2 separate regions of the Homo sapiens genome follow, and region 1 is linked to region 2. Evidence: chromatin loops called from intact Hi-C (ENCODE). Cell type or tissue: body of pancreas. All regions are shown on one strand. Links, peaks and the distances in the headings refer to the core of each region. The heading gives the core; the rest is flanking DNA. Region 1 overlaps CYFIP1 (cytoplasmic FMR1 interacting protein 1). Region 2 has its middle 9.6 kb from the start of CYFIP1.

What was found. Peaks named below come from ENCODE experiments on the same cell type or tissue, not always from the same donor. Only the 100,000 strongest peaks of a DNase experiment are listed, where the experiment ranks them.
Region 1: a loop joins it to region 2, with 2.0 times the contacts of the local background. A loop is called at or near these places in 20 of 110 quality-filtered maps.

Annotation. Positions count from the first base shown.
Region 1 is chr15:22,938,192-22,941,095 of GRCh38, reverse strand. CYFIP1 (cytoplasmic FMR1 interacting protein 1) reads left to right here. Exons shown (of 31, transcript NM_014608.6): 7 at 1,589-1,685; 8 at 1,776-1,904. Among named protein-coding and RNA genes, the nearest start is that of CYFIP1, 41 kb to the left of the region's middle. In body of pancreas, for the core only: no CTCF peak of the experiment used is centred there; DNase peaks (open chromatin) are centred at 1,085 and 1,755; H3K27ac peaks cover 2,500 bases.
Region 2 is chr15:22,988,545-22,991,448 of GRCh38, reverse strand. It overlaps a transcript of TUBGCP5 not described here. Among named protein-coding and RNA genes, the nearest start is that of CYFIP1, 9.6 kb to the right of the region's middle. In body of pancreas, for the core only: a CTCF peak has its summit at 1,439 (motif pointing left); a DNase peak (open chromatin) is centred at 1,648; H3K27ac peaks cover 606 bases.

The sequences.
Region 1 (2,904 bases), core at 291-2,790, 50 kb after region 2:
TGACAGAGTGAGACCCTGTGTCTATTTAAAAAAAAAGGAAACATGGTTTTTTCTTTTTGAGACAGAGTCTCACTGGCCCAGGCTGGAGTGCGGTGGCACGATCTTGGCTCACTGCAACCTCTGCGTCTCCTGGATTCAAGCAATTCTCCTGTCTCAGCCTCCCGAGTAGTTGGGATTACAGGTGTGAGCCACCACACCGGGCTAATTTTTATATTTTTAGTAGAGATGGGGTTTCACCATGTTGGCCAGGCTGGTGTTGAACGCCTGACTCAAGTGATTTGCCTGCCTCCTTCTCCCAAAATGCTGGGATTACTGGCATGAGCCACCATGCCCCGCCCTGGAAACATGTTTAAAAAGGCAAGGAATGTTACTGTATCAGTTAATATTACGTTTAACTGTATGCAATTATTTAAAGCCCAGATAAATAACAGTGGCTTTAAAAAGATTGCAGTTTATTTCTCTGTCTCCTGAAAAGTCCTGAATTGGGTGGTCTGCAGCTGATCGAGGCTCTACGGGACCCAGGGCTCCTGTGGTCCTGCGGCTCCGCTTCAGGTGTTGCCTCCTGGTCCTAAATGGTTGCTTAAGCTCCAGCTGTCATTTCTCCATTCCAGTCAGCAGGCAGAAAGTGGGGAAAGATGGGCTCCATGCTTCCTCATGAGTAAACTTTGAGTGCTTGTCAGTATCTTGCATTATATCTCATGGCCTAGTCCTTGGTCACTTGGCCACAGCTAGCTGCAGGGTGGGCGAGGCACACGGAATGTGTGGGGCTCCCTGGAATGTGTGTTCCACAGAAATGCAGGGCTCGTTCCTAAGGAGGAAGGGGAGGAAGTGAATGTTGGTGTAGGTTATCAGCCTTTGCCTTGGTAACTCTTAAAACTAAACCCCCAAGGTTCTGGGTTGCACAGACCTATCCTTATGTGGGCCGTTTCCACTGAACTTTCTTGCGGGACAGTCCTAGATGATCAGAATCCTCACACCCCCACCTTCACCCTGCCCTGCCAGACCTCGCAGGCTTAGCATGGCCTTGCAGTATTGTATTGTTGGGCCTCACGTACGGGTGTAGCTACAAATTGGTGGCAGGCCAGGGCTCTGTCTCAGGACCTTGGACACCAGTGGTCCCTGAGGTGGCCTGGGGAGGTGTGGTCCAGAGGGTTCCCAGCAGAGAACCTCAGCAGTGCTGGCCGGCTTCATGGCAGGGCTTGTGGGAGTCACGGAGATGGCAGTGGCCCTTCTCAGACTCGGGGTCCAGGAGCCCTGTGCCCCCTAGATGAGGTGGGCGTCCACCAGTATAGGGCAGAGACCAGTGTGCAGGGACCCTGCAGGGAGCCGTCAGCTGTGACCAGCCGGGTGGAGAGCTGTCCCAGCCTGTGCAAGACACGTCTAAGTTGGCAGAAGACTGACCTGGAGTGCAGGGCCAGAGACGCCTGAAAAGGCTGAAATCATAGGTGGCTTCTGAGATTGACCCACATTTCTGCAGATGACTGTAGGGGAAAGGGATCCCACTCGAACCAGGCTTTTTTTTTTTTTTTTTTTTTTTTAAATGTGGCACGTTGGTGCATTTTGGGATGAATTCTTTTTGTTTTCAAAGGGCCGCTCAGTTTTTACGTAAAATGGCAGATCCACAGTCCATCCAGGAATCGCAGAATCTGTCCATGTTCCTGGCCAATCATAACAAGATCACACAGGTAAGGCTGGTGTTTGCACACTCAGGTTGATGGGCCAAGCAGCCGGCCGGGCGCCGGGCCCATGCATGAGTCTCTTGCTCTGTGTTTCAGTCTCTGCAGCAGCAGCTCGAAGTGATTTCTGGCTACGAAGAGCTCCTGGCAGATATTGTGAATCTGTGTGTGGATTACTACGAGAACAGGATGTATTTGACGCCCAGTGAGAAACACATGCTTCTCAAAGTACGTGTGTGGGGACGCTAGCCCGTGGCACTGCCGAGGGACAGCCTTACTCTTGTCAATAGGCTGTGCTTTATCTAGAATCCTTTTGACAGCTGTGTCTTATTTGCATGCTGTCATGTGTGAACAGCGTCCTGCCCTTGCACACAGCCTGCACAACAGGCTCTCAACACACCCCATGAGTGTGTCACACACTGACCCTGGGAGAAGGTGCTGGCCAGGAGGTCCGGGTCAAGGATTCTCAGCTTTTTTTTTTTTTTTTTTTTTTTTTAAGCTGCTTTTCGTTTTATTCTCAAGGCAGGGTGTTGCTCTTGCCCAGGCTGGAGTGCAGTGGCACAATCACAGCCCAATATAGCCTCAACCTCCTGGGCTCAAGTGATCCTCCCACCTCAGCCTCCTAAGTAGCTGGGACTACAGGTGCACGCCACCATGCCTCGCTAATTTTTAAATTTTTTGTAGAGAGAGAATCTTGCCATGTTGTACAGGCTGTTCTCAAACTCCTGGGCTCAAGGGACCCTCCTGCCTCAGCCTCCCAAAGCTCTGTGAATACAAGCTTGAGCCACTGCCCTTTTTATTTTTTTTTTATTTTTGAGACAGGGCTTTGCTCTTTCACCCAGGCTCCAGTGCAATGGTGCGGACACAGCTCACTATAGCCTTGACCTCCTTGGCTCAAGTGATCTTTCTGCCTCAGGCTCCTGAGTAACTGGGACCACAGGCACTTGCACCAATGCCCAGCTAAGTTTTTGAATTTTTGTAGATATGAGATCTCACTTTGTTGCCCTGGCTGACCTTGAACTCCTGGGCTCAAGCAATCTTCTTGCCTTGTCCCCCGCAAAGTGCTAGGATTACAGGCATAAGCCACCATGCCCCGCCAGCTTTGTGACAGAAGTTATCCAAGATTCTACTTGTCAAGCATGTGATTCCTAGGACTTTGATACCTTGTGTCACATAATTAAAGTAGCCTTTTGTTGGTTCACCATATTCTTTATTATTCTGTTCAAAT
Region 2 (2,904 bases), core at 304-2,803:
TGCAAAGCCACCACATCAATTCATGGCATCATTAAGTTAAGAAAGAGTAATTTGGCTGGGCATGGTGGCTCACACCTGTAATCCCAGCACTTTGGGAGGCCGAGGCAGGCGGATCACCTGAGGTCATGAGTTCGAGACCAGCCTGGCCAACATGGTGAAACCCCGTCTCTACTAATATAGAAAATTAGCCGGGTGTGGTGGTGTGCGCCTGTAATCCCAGCTACTCAAGAGGCTGAGGCAGTAGAATCACTTGAGCCTGGGAGGCAGAGGTTGCAGTGAGCTGACATCGCGCCACTGCACTCCAGCCTGGTGAGCGCGCGAGACTCCGTCTCAAAAAAAAAAAAAGTAATTTATTATAAGGAAGTCCTTATACTGTTGCCTGTGGCTGCTGTAACACATTACCATAAACCTGGTGGCTTAAAACAACAGATATTCATTCTCTTGAAGTTCTGGAGGACAGAAGGCCAAAATTCAAGGGAGCAATAGGGCCATGGCCGCGCCATTCTTTGCCTCCCCAGTTTCTGGGGGCTGCCAGCATTCTATGACTGTGGCTGTGTGGCTGCTTCACTCCCATCCCTGCCTCTGTGTTCACACTGCCTCTTTCTGGGTCTGTTCTCTGCGTGTCTCTTGTAAGCACACTGCTTATTGGATTTAGGGCCCCTTCAGATAATCTAAGATGATCCCATCTCAAGAACTTAGATCTGCTAAGACTCTTTTTCTTCACATAAGGTAACTGTCTTAGTCTGTTAAGGCTGCTATAACAAAGCAGCATAGACTGGGTGGCTCTAAACAGGAGAAATTTATTACAGTTCTGGAAGCTGAGCGCCCAAGATCATGGCACCACAGAGTTGGTGTCTGGTGAGGGAATGGAGGAATTTTAATCCAAAAATGCATGCTGTGTTTCCTGCTCGGGGAGAGCTGTCTCCCTGTTCTGCTGGTATTTGTTTTTCTACCTGTTACTTCTGCTTTCTCACCTTTCCTTGCTGTGCTTTTCCTGTAGTGGTTGGAAGGTGGATGCTCACAGATCCCAAATGCACGTGACCAGTTCTTGGCTCCAGCCTTGGCCTGGGTTCCCCAGAAATACAACCTGAGACAAAGCCGTAGGTGCCTCTACTCTGAGATGGGGTGCAGTGCCCGTAGTGGGAGTCAGAGAGTGCCCTAGCAGGAGGAGGAGAGAGATGGAAGAGGAGGGGAAGAGGAGGGGGAGGAGTGGGAGAAGGAGGGGGAGTGCTGATGGATATGGGGCCATCTCAGTAAGATGGCATTGCTAAGTGTGCCTGCCCCACCTCTCGGGATGTCCCTAGAAGCCATGTGGACTGCATCAGGAAGGAAAGAGAGGAATCTGCCTGTGAGTGCCTCTCATTAGTCAAAGGTGCAGGGAATGTTAACTCTGTGCACAGCTGCATGGTTCATGTGTGATCTCAGAGGACTCTGATGCCTCCTGGTGACAGGGAAGCCCCAGGGCAGGAGGTGAGAGATCCAGGCGGGCACCAGGGAGACGTGTGGTTGGGTTCTTGGTTGGAGTCCACATGTTTTCACTGCAGAAGAAATAAAAGTCCTGAAGTTAGGAGGCTGTGATGTGAGTGAGAAAGTTCCAACTCTAAGCTCCCAACCAAGGTTCCCACAGCGAGTCAACTTGGGTCAGGTGCCCACTCCAGCTTGAACAAGGTGTGGCAAGAAATAAGAGATCAGGTTGTACAAATATAGCAGCTGAGATCATGCTATTGTGGAATGGAGGGATCAGTTAAGAAGGAATTAAAGTTCCTCCTGGTTGGCCAGGCACATGACTTGCACCTGTAATCCCAGCACTTTGGGAGGCCAGGTGGGAGGATCCCTGGAGGCCAGGAGTTCAAGGCCAACCTGGACAACAAAGTGAGACCCTGTCTCTAGATAAATAAATAAATCATAAATTTAAAAAGACAGACCAAGACAAGTATGATTTAAGGGGATATGTATGGGTGCCAAGTTAACAGGGGGTGGGTTGTGGTGGTCTTTTTATTGTGTCAACCTAGTGAGGCTGTCCCAGCTGTTCTATCAAACACACACCTCGTGTTGCTAGAAGGTATTTACTGGATGTGATTAAATTTCATATCAGTTGACTTTAAGTAAAGGAGATGATCCCAGGCAGTCCAGCTGGGCCGGATTCAATGGGTTAGAGGACACTGAGGCAGAGCTCCAGCTTCCTGAGACAAGGCGGAATGGTAGCCCCAAAGCTGTCTGCTTCCTAATCCCTGGGCCGTGTGACTATGTTAGTTTACATGGCAAGAGGAGAATTAAAATTGCAGATGGAATTAGGGTTGCTAGTCCACTGACTTGAGATAGAGACGTTACCCTGCATTATCTGGGGATGTCGTCACACGGCTCCTAAAGGTGGAAGAGGGGACAGAAGCACAGTGTCAGAGAAAGGTGTGAGGCCAGGGCAGCCTGAGGGCAGAGCCAGCTGAGGGCTTTGAGGACAGAAAAAGTCAAGGGAAGGAGCAGGATCCGGGAATGTGAGTGGCCTCTACACCAATATGGAGAAATCCTGTCTGTACTAAAAACACAAAAACTAGCTGGGCCTGGTGGTGCATGCCTGAATCGCTTGAACCAGGGAATCGGAGGTTGCAGTGAGCTGAGATCACGCCACTGCACTCCAGCCTGGCAACAGAACAAGACTCCGTCTCAAAAAACAAACAAACAACAAACAACAAAAAAACAGATTTTTTTTTTTTTTGAGACGGAGTCTCGCTCTGTCGTCCAGGCTGGAGTGCAGTCACGCGATCTCGGCTCACTGCAAGCTCTGCCTCCTAGGTTCACGCCATTCTCCTGCCTCAGCCTCCCGAGTAGCTGGGACTACAGGCACCCACCACCACGCCCGGCTAATTTTTTTTGTATTTTCTAGTAGAGACGGGGTTTCACTGTGTT